Regions from separate parts of the Homo sapiens genome. Here region 1 is linked to region 2. Evidence: chromatin contacts called from ENCODE POLR2A ChIA-PET data. All regions are on one chromosome and are shown on one strand. Each heading gives the region's core, a stretch centred on a gene start or an enhancer-like site at or near the end of the contact. The rest is flanking DNA. Distances are from core to core; before and after follow the strand shown.

Region 1 (4,823 bases), core at 604-3,103, 130 kb before region 2:
CTGAACCCATTTCCCCCAAACAGAAAATCACAGTCTCGCAAATGTATCCTTCTCTCTTCTCTCTTACTTCCTACCTAAACTAGAATATTCTCCTTTTCCCCTCCTCCACTGAAATCCCACTGTCTCATTCAAGAATCATTCTTTCACTGCCAGAGACTTCACGGGTATTTTTTAATTTATTTTTTATTTTTTGAGACAGAGTCTTTCTTTGTCACCCAGGCTGGAGTGCAGTGGCGCGACCTCGGCTCACTGCAACCTCTGACTCCCTGGTTCAAGCGATTCTCCTGCCTCAGCCTCCCGAGTAGCTGGGATTACAGGCGTGTGCCACCATGCCCAGCTAATTTTTTGTATTTTTAGTAGAGACGGGGTTTCACTGTGTTAGCCAGGATGGTCTCGATCTCCTGACCTCGTGATCCACCTGCCTTGGCCTCCCAAGTGCTGGGATTACAGGCATGAGCCACCGCGCCCGGCCATGGGTCTTTCTTAGACTCTCTGTGTGCCAAATAACTCCGCCTTGGTATACGGTCCTGGGCAGCAGTCATTCTCCTGACTATGAAGTGATGCTTCGGGAGGGCAGTCATCAGTTAAGAGGCTTTTGGTTGCAAGTAAGAAACAGCCCAATCCAGAGTGGCATAATCAATAAGGGGAATTATTGGCTCACAGAGCTGAGGCCTAGAGTAGCAGCACTGCCTGCAGGCAGGACTCAGTACTGTCACCGAGAACCTATTTTCAGCTGGGCGTTGGGGTGCATGGCTGTAGTCCGAGCTCCTTGGAAGACTGAGGCAAAAGCATCCCTTGAGCCCAGGAGTTTGAGGCCAGCCTGGGCAACCCTGTCTCAAAACAAACAAACCAACCAACCCTCTATTTCCTGAGGTCTATCCTCTCTTTCTCTGGGAATAGCTTCAGTGTTCCCAAAAGGCTGTCAGAGGCTCTCAGAACTATCAGCTTTCTTATTCAGGCATAGGAAGAAAGAGAAAGCCTATATCCCAGGATTCCCAACCAAAGTCTCCAGATTCCTGCTGATTGGAGAGGTTCAGGAACACGCCACTGCCTGACCAACCCCTGGGGCCAGACGGGGATGGAAGGGGTGACTGACACCCACTCTACCCCTGGAGGTGGGTACTTTGGCCTCCCTATCCACATGGATCTGCCAACTGAAACAGGACCTGGTAGAAGCGGGGTATGAATGTGGGGGAGACACATCCAAACGTGCCTGCATACCAGGCATATAACCAGTGCACAGTGACTGGCAGAGGCCTCCAAATACGAGCCCCTCCCACAAGCAGAATCTGGACTTCTGTTCCTTTGTTGCCAGTGTCCACACCTCTCACTCCAAATGGTCACAACACCTCTGCTCCTCAACAGAGTCCTGCCTGTTATAGACAAACAGGCCCACACCTTTGGTTATTTTGGTTTAGACTAGGGACAAATTCTATCCTAGAGTCCCCAGGCCGCCAGTGGCTCCCCCATTCCTGCCTCTAGTGTGTACAGGGAGGACGCCCTCAGTTTCTGCGGAGGTGGCTCCTCCCTCACAGGAGTCTCCTGGGATCCGTGAGGGCTTCCCACCACCACTGACTCTTCCAGCAGTGGAGCAGCCTGAGCTTTGGAGAACTGAGGCTACACTGGCCTTTTTCCCTTCTTCCTCCTCCTCTTCTCTCCAAAGGGAAACCTGGAGAACACCCCCTCCCCCATCACTTCCTGCCCCACCCCTACCTCCCAAGGCCTCCTGTCCCCCTCTCCGCATGCTCGGTGCACTCACTGGCCACAGACGACAGCGTCCCCAGGCTGCACCCATGGTAACCGGCGTGGCAACCAGGAGTCGGTTGGGCTGAGACCCTGAGCCCCAACTGTCAGAAGGAGCCTGAGGCTGAGGTGGAGGCTGGGAGTTTGGGGCTGTGGGTAAGTCCTTGTGGGGTCAGACCTGTGGACTTGGGCAGGGGCAGACCCTCACGGGGCTCTGGTGGGCTGCAGCAGTGCGGCTTGATCTTGGGCCCTGGTGGCAGCTGTCTCCTCTGAACAGGGCTGGAAAGGGGATGGACGGCCCTGAGATCTCAGCTTGCCTGAGGCCAGAACTAGCCTTGTAGGTGGCCGGGGAGGAGGAAGGAGGAAAAATACTAACATAAGTTGAGCTGCTGAATACGCCAGGTGCTTTCCATGTATTCTATCCTGAGTGTAACTGGAGAGCAGAGGTTAAGTGAGCACACAGCCAGCAGGCTGTAGGGGAGGATTTAAAGCTGGGCTGCTCTAAACTCACAGCACTTGCTCTTCCAATCCCTTCCCTGTTTCCTGAGTGGAGGTTCCCAAGGCAGGTGACTCAAAGAGGAAACTGTGAGAGTTTGTGGGAGCAGGTAGGGCCGTGCATGGACTCAACTGTCCCCAGAGGCAGCTAACTGCAGAGCTGAGCCCTGCCTCGCCCCGGTGGCCACTGCTTGCTTCAAGCTGCAGCTCAGGTAATGGTGGTGCCTATTCTCAGGTGGATCCTCTGAAGGCCATGGAATCCTCCACGGGGCCCAGGATGCCTTTGCTCAAATACTGCAGCGTGGCCACAAGCCTGAAGGCCCCTGGCTGGGACGGTGCTGCTCCACCTTGGGACCTCTCCTTCACCTACCCCTTTGCCCTCCAAGCACCCTGGCTCACCGGGCACAAGCCCCTTGCAAGGTACCTGTCTCTGCCCCTCTGGGGGAAGTGGATGCCCTTTTCTTTTTCCTTTGTTCTTGGCTGTTGGTGGTAGACCTTGGTGGACAGACTTGCTTCCTGAGAAGGTGGAAAGGGGTCGTCATTGTTTGGCCTATGATTGGCATATCTGTGTGGGGTCTGTCACTCCAGCCTACATTGTGCTCCCAGAGCCCTCCAGGGTTGATCTGGCTTTAGCAGAGTTGCAGATGCTGCAGTTGGCATGAGTAAGAGAAGGCAGTTAGGGATAGCCAGTTACCAAGTTTATAGCTCATTTTACCATCAATGCTGAGACTTGGCTGGGCGCAGTGGCTCACACCTGTATACAATCCCAGCACTTTGGAAGGCCGAGGCAAGCAGATCACTTGAGGTCAGGAGTTCGAGTCCAGTCTGACCAACATGGCAAAACCCCATCTACTAAAAACACACAAAAAATTGGCTGGGCATGGTGGCTCATGCCTGTAATCCCAGCACTTTGGGAGGCCAAGGCAGGTGGTTCACCCAAGGTCAGGAGTTCGAGACCAGCGTGGCCAAGATGGTGAAACCCCGTCTCTACTAAAAATATAAAAATTAGCCAGGCATGGTGGCGGGTGACTGTAATCCCAGCTACTCAGGAGGATGAGGCAGAGAATTGCTTGAACTCGGAAGGTGGAAAGGTTGCAGTGAGCCGAGATCGCACCATTGCACTCCAGCCTGGGTGACAGAGTGAGACTCTGTCTCAAAGAAAAAACAATAATTAGCTGGGCGTGGTGGCACATGCCTGTATTCCCAGCTACTCAGGAGGCTGAGGCAGGAAAATTGCTTGAACTCGGGAGGCAGAGGTTGCAGTGAGCCGAGACAGCGCCACTGCGCTCGAGCCTAGGGAACAGAGTGAGACTCTGTCTCAAAAACAAAACAAAACCAAAAAAAAAAAAAAAGAGACTTGCTCAGCCACCATATGAGAAATCAGCTAATGTGGGGTCTCCAGGTCCCTCTTCAGGTTCCCTCGGTACCCCTCCTTTGTCCAGGATTTTCCTGAATAGGATCCTCAGTCTGCTTTCTAAAGCGTGGATACAAGAGGCCAAAGGCACCACAGCCCTATATACACATGTGGAGCGTGTCATCTCCAGGGACTCGCATTCCTGCTGCCTGATCCATTCTGCCCACATTAGGGACATGCCAGCTTGAAAGATCCTTAATGGCTCCCTTTCGTGATCCACCCGGTGGACCATCCTGTTCAAGGCTAGAGTTAAGCATGGGACTTTAGATGCCAACAAGCACAGGAAGGAGGCTGAGGGGGGCTGAGGGCAGCTCAGCATGGGTCTGCAGGAGCTCCTCAGCACGAACAGCCTGGGTGCAGTGACGGCATGTTGATGGCAGCAGGAGGCAGACAGGCCCCCTTTGCATTCAGCCTTGCCCACAAAGTAAAATGGCTTCTTCAAAAACCCAAACCCTGACTCAACAACTCCCCTAGGCCAACTGGCCCTGACCACAACATTTTCTGGAACTAGCATCTCCTTTTTCTGTCCCACAGCCCCTTAGCTCCTCTGGGTTGTCCCTGCCCAAACACTTCCTCATCCCTCTGACCCCACAGCATCAAGTGGCATTACAATTTCACACCCTCGGCATTACTATCCAAGCTTCCACGCCTCATCCTGGAATCCCACACGCCGCCTTAGGATTGACCTACCTGGCACTTTTTTTTTTTTTTTTTTTTTTTTTTGAGACAGAGTCTCGCTCTGTCACCAGGCTGGAGTACAGTGGCGCAATCTTGGCTCACTGCAACCTCCGCCTCCTGGGTTCAAGCGATTCTTCTGCCTCAGCCTCCTGAGTAGCTGAGACTACAGGCACCCACCACCACGCCCACCTAATTTTTGTATTTTTAGTAGAGGTGGGGTTTCACCGTGTTGTCCAGATAGTCTCGATCTCTTGACCTCGTGATCCGCCCATCTCGGCCTCCCAAAGTGCTGGGATTACAGGTGTGAGCCACTGCTCCCGGCCCCTGGCACTCTTTTCTTTTCTTTTTTTTGATAGGGGTCTCACCTTGTCACCCAGGCTGGAGTGCAGTAGTGTCATTTCAGCCCACTGCAACCTCTACCTCCCAGATTCAAGCAATCCTCCTATCTCAGCCTCCCAAGTAGCTGGGATCACAGGCTCACACCACCACACCC
Region 2 (4,730 bases), core at 13-2,512:
TCTTTGAGTGCTACCAAAGCTCTGAGCTTTGTTGTTATCTCTTGTTGAAATACAGCCTGGAAAGGTCATATCAACAGTGCCAATTTATGGGCCTGCTGAGCCCAGACAGGCCTAGGGCAGAATAGGGAGTTCCTAAGAGTAGAGGCTTCACAAATTTTCTCTTTGAGTGAGGGTGTTTACAATGTAAGGTTATTTTTGCTTTAGAAGACCAAACTCTAGATGATGGTCAAACATCCTGTTCTTCAGCTTTTTTACTTCTGCAGGCTTCCACAGGCAGGGGCTCAGATTCGACAGTAGCTCCTTGTAGAACCAGGAGAAGCTTAGCCTCGATGGTGCATAGAGCTCCCAAAACTGTGCCCCGTACTCCTTAGTGGAGGTAAGTTTCCTTGCAGAGTTATGCTGGAATCTCCCTCCCATTTAGTTTATTAGCAATTTGTGACCTAATATGTGTTCTGATGGAGTAATTAAAAGATGGTAAAGGCCGGACACAATGCAATGGCTCACACTTATAATCCTAACACTTTGGGAGGCCAGGGCAGGAGGATTGTTTGAGGCCAGGAGTTTGAAACCAGCCTGGGCAACATAATGAGACCCCCATCTCTACAAAATAAATGAAATTAACCAAGCATGGTAACACATGCCTGTAGTCCCAGCTACTTGGGAGGCTGAGGTGGAATGATTGCTTGAGCCCTGGAGTTCAGGGTTATAGTGAGCTATGATTGTGCCACTGCACTCTAGCCTGGGTGACAGAGCAAGATCCTGTCTCTAAAATAATAATAATAATAATAATAATAATAATAATAATAATAATAATAATAAATACATGGTGAAGACTGAGGACTGTAGACACTACACGTGGAACTTTGTACTCATTTGCAAAGACCTTAGGACAAAAAGGTCTGACTTGTGTGTATATACTTTGCCACTTAGCAAAAAGGAATGCCAGTAGGGAAAGGAAATTAAGGAACTTGAATGACCCCAGCAACTATAAAGGAGTGTGCTCTGGTTTTGGGCACCTGTAGTCCCATCTGCTTAGGAAGCTGAGGCAGGAGGACTGCTTGAGCCCATGAGTTTGAGGCTGTCCTGCGCAATGATCACACCTGTGAATACACACTGCACTCCAGCCTGAGCAACATAGCAAGACACTGTCTCTTAAAAAAAAAAAAAAAAAAAAAAGAGAAAAAGGAGGATGGTACATGAGTGTGAGAAGAAAATAGCTAGGACATGTGAGACAAGCTTGGCAATGGCAGTGACCTTGGTTTGCAGTCTGTGGCTTGGACTCTGGCTGGTATGTTCTGAGAATTGAGGCTTTTGAATCTAGAAAGGAAAGAAAATACTGAAGTTTCTTATGTTCTCTGCCTCTCTCCAACCTCCTGATTGACTTATCCCTTTGGGTTGAAACATAAATGGAACAGGTAGCACTGTCCTTTCCGAGTCCCTGCCTCTCTGCATTTGAGTCATCACTGATGCTCAGGGTTTGCTCTTGGCTTGGCTGTGCTGGGAGAGCCAGTTGTGAAGATATTGGAGGTAAGAAGGGCTATTGGTTTTGTCAACTGAACTCTAATAAGTACCCAGGGGGAAGTGGCAGGGATCCAGGTTAAAAAGAAAGCAACCAGGGCAGGGTGCAATGGCTCAGGCCTGTAATCCCAGCACTTTAGGAGGCTGAAGTGGGTGGATTACTTGAGGTCAGGAGTTCAAGACCAGCCTGGCCAACATGGTGAAACCTTGTCTCTAAATACAAAATTAGCCGGGTGTGGTGGCCGGTGCCTGTAATCCCAGCTACTTGGGAGGCTGAGACAGGAGAATTACTTGAACCTGGGAGGCGGAGTTTGCAGTGAGCTGAGATTGTGCTGTTTCACTCCAGCCTGGGCAACAAGAGTGAAACTCCGTCTAAAAAAAAAAAAAAAAAGCAACCGGAAATTGTTGTTTTATTTAAATCTCATTAAGTGGAAATAGAAAAGCCTTTTTATTTTCTTTCCTACCCCCTCCAGTTGCAGGACCCACAACTGTTTGGTAAACCCAGGTGGGTTTTTTTTCCCTCCATTTAGATGTAGGTGCCTATTCTGCTTATGTGCCCAGATGGGTTTTCAAAGCAGTGATATCCAGACTTCTTTTCATCTGAAAAACACCGAAGGCCAGATGTCTACATGGCCTTGCAGGAAGAAGCTGAGCTTCTTCTGGAAAGCTGTAGAAACAAAAAAAGGCGGTGGAGACTGCAACACCTGTGCCATCCTCCTGGGTCCCTGATAGCCCTTAATGTTTTGTCATTGGGGGGGTTGGGATGGCTTTTATTTTTTGGTGTTCCCCAAAAGTTAATCCTCAGTCTGTTCTCTTTTTAATTTACAATCTTTCCCTGGGATTCCATCTTCTACTGTCACCAGTTAGAGAAAGCGAAGGAGTGAGGGGGAATCTAACTCTGCCTCTCTTGCTTCGGAAACTGAATGTATTTATTCATCCAATAAATATTTATGGAGCATTCCTTCTGTTCTAGGTTTTGTTCTGTATGCCGAGGAGGTAGAGATAACTAAGACATTGAAGTCCTTGTTGTCATGGAGCTTGACGTGTAGTGAGTGGGGAAGCATTTCAGTAAACAAGTAAACAAATCAATAGATGAGATCAAGATAGTGCTGTGAGCTCGGAAGGATATAATGGTGATGTAAAAGAGAGAGTAACAGGGACCTGAGAGGTTAGAGAAGGCCTCTGAGAATGACGTTTGAACTGTGAGCTCAAGGATGAGAAGAAGCCGTTAATGTGCAGATTTGGGGAAAGTTCCTTTCTGGAAAAGGGAACAGCTGTCAAAGCTCCTGAGGTAGGAAAGAGCTTGACATGCAGAAAGGACACCTAGGAAGTCATCATTGTTAGAATGTAGGGAGCAAGGGGGTGTCGGGGTGGAGGATGGTGGCACAACTTGGGATAAGGTATGGAAATTTGAGAGGGAGAGAGAGGAACATTGAATCTGATGGAGAAGAATCAGGAAAAAGAGTAGGGTGCTGGGCATGGTGGCTCATGCCTGTAACCCCCACACTTTGGGAGGCTGAAGCGGGAGGATCGCTGGAACCCAAGAGTTTGAAGCTTCAGTGAGCTATGATCATGGCACTCCAGCCTGGGCAACAGAGCAAGACTCTTTCTCAGAGAAAAGAATAGAAGAGAAGAGACAGAGCAAGACTCTGTCTCAGAGAAGAGAAGAGAAGAGGAAAGGGGGAAAGGGGGAAGGGGGAAGAGGGAAGTGGGAAGAAGGGGGAAGAAAGAAGAGGGAAGAAGGGGAAGAAAGGGGAAGAAGGAGGAAGAAGGGGGAAGAAGGGGGAAGGGGATAAGAATATGAGGAAACAGAAGGGATCTGAAGTGGGCATAGACATACCTGCTTAGCTAAGGAAGTCGAATTAATATAGTCTGCATACTTCTTGGGATCAAGCACTATGTATTTTTAAATTTTCTGCAGATTTTAGGTTAGCGGTAAGACATTAGTGTAATGTTTACTCTGTTCTAAGCATTGTGTTATACTAGGCATTTTTATTTCATTGTTTTAGTAAATCCTTACAATGATCTGTGAGTTAATTTGTTGATGTTGTAACATCTGCAGGGATGTGGAGTAGCTAACTTGCTTAAAATCTAAATCTAAGGCTGTTTGATTCCAAGCATGTGTTCTTGCCACACTTCCACTCTGGTTGGTATATCAAATGCAGCTCTTCTTTGGTTATCTAGAACATCTAATGAGTTTTTTCCTTTGTATCACTATGTGTTATTTATGGTCACATTTTGAATGTTTGCAGAATTGAATGAGTTTTTTTTAGCTTTCTCTGAAAGGGGTACCTGGTTAAATACTGAGAATGCGAGTCCATATAAACAACTGGGGAGGGTGGGGCTGTGGCAAGACTTGGAAGCAGTTAACCTGACTTACATCTCTCCCTCTGGGCAGGAAAAAAATGGCCTTTCTCCTTAACGCTCCATAAGTAGTTAGATGTCTTAGATTGCAATTCCCCCTATTGTATAAGAAGATGGAATTTACTTTTGGAAAAAGTAAGTAATTTGTCAGTAAACTAGTGTTTGTAAATAAACCCTGATTTCCTAGCGTACAGATCTCTTCTAGAGTCTTCAAGTTTGTTGGAAATGTTTGAGAAAAGAAATGTATCAGGCCACAAATTTCACTTCTTGGAAATTGAACATTGACTAGTTTCTATGGGTTGATACTTCTTTTTCTTTTTCGAGATGGATTCTCTGTCACCCAAGCTGGAGTGCAGTGGCATGGTCTTGGCTCACTGCAACCGTTGCCTGCCTGGTTAAAGCCATTCTCCTGCCTCAGCCTCCCATGTAGCTGGGATTACAGGCACACGCCACCATGCTTGGCTAATTTTTGTATTTTTGTAGAGAGGGTTTCACCATGTTGGCCAGGCTGGTCTTGAACTCCTGACCTCAGGTGATCTGCCCACCTTGGCCTCCCAAAGTGCTGGGATTACAGGCGTGAGCCACTGTGTCCGGTCCATACTTCTTTTTTTTTAAAGGTTTGATCCTGTTTGGATTCTATCAGTAGTGAAGGCCCGGGATTCTGAAATGAAAATGTATGCAGTGTTTATAAACTCTCATTCCTTGGTGTTCATGAGATCTGTGGTCAGCCCAATCAGCCTGCTTAGATGGAATAGTTTGTGAAGGGCAGAGCAGGGTGAGACTGAATTTCAGATTTAGCATAGATTGCTAGAAAACAGAGGAATTTCTTTGGTAAGTCACTGGATTTT

What was found. ChIA-PET counts read pairs that join two places held with the same protein, here RNA polymerase II (POLR2A).
Region 1: POLR2A ChIA-PET joins it to region 2 with 10 read pairs in activated CD8-positive, alpha-beta memory T cell. The contact joins the promoter of C11orf16 here to the enhancer-like site in region 2. POLR2A ChIA-PET finds 5 or more read pairs at or near these places in 2 of 52 experiments (WTC11 and activated CD8-positive, alpha-beta memory T cell).

What each region holds. Positions count from the first base shown.
Region 1 is chr11:8,929,977-8,934,799 of GRCh38, reverse strand. It overlaps C11orf16 (chromosome 11 open reading frame 16), which reads left to right and starts at 1,853. Exons shown (of 7, transcript NM_020643.3): 1 at 1,853-1,899; 2 at 2,474-2,658. The coding sequence starts at 2,492. RefSeq lists an enhancer at 1,396-2,234.
Region 2 is chr11:8,796,008-8,800,737 of GRCh38, reverse strand. The region is part of intron 1 of DENND2B (DENN domain containing 2B); the gene reads left to right. The region is part of intron 4 of DENND2B-AS1 (DENND2B antisense RNA 1); the gene reads right to left. Among named protein-coding and RNA genes, the nearest start is that of DENND2B, 12 kb to the left of the region's middle. Within about 2 kb of position 1,262, at least 3 of the 41 ENCODE cell types and tissues checked have a DNase peak (open chromatin) inside an H3K27ac peak, as active enhancers do.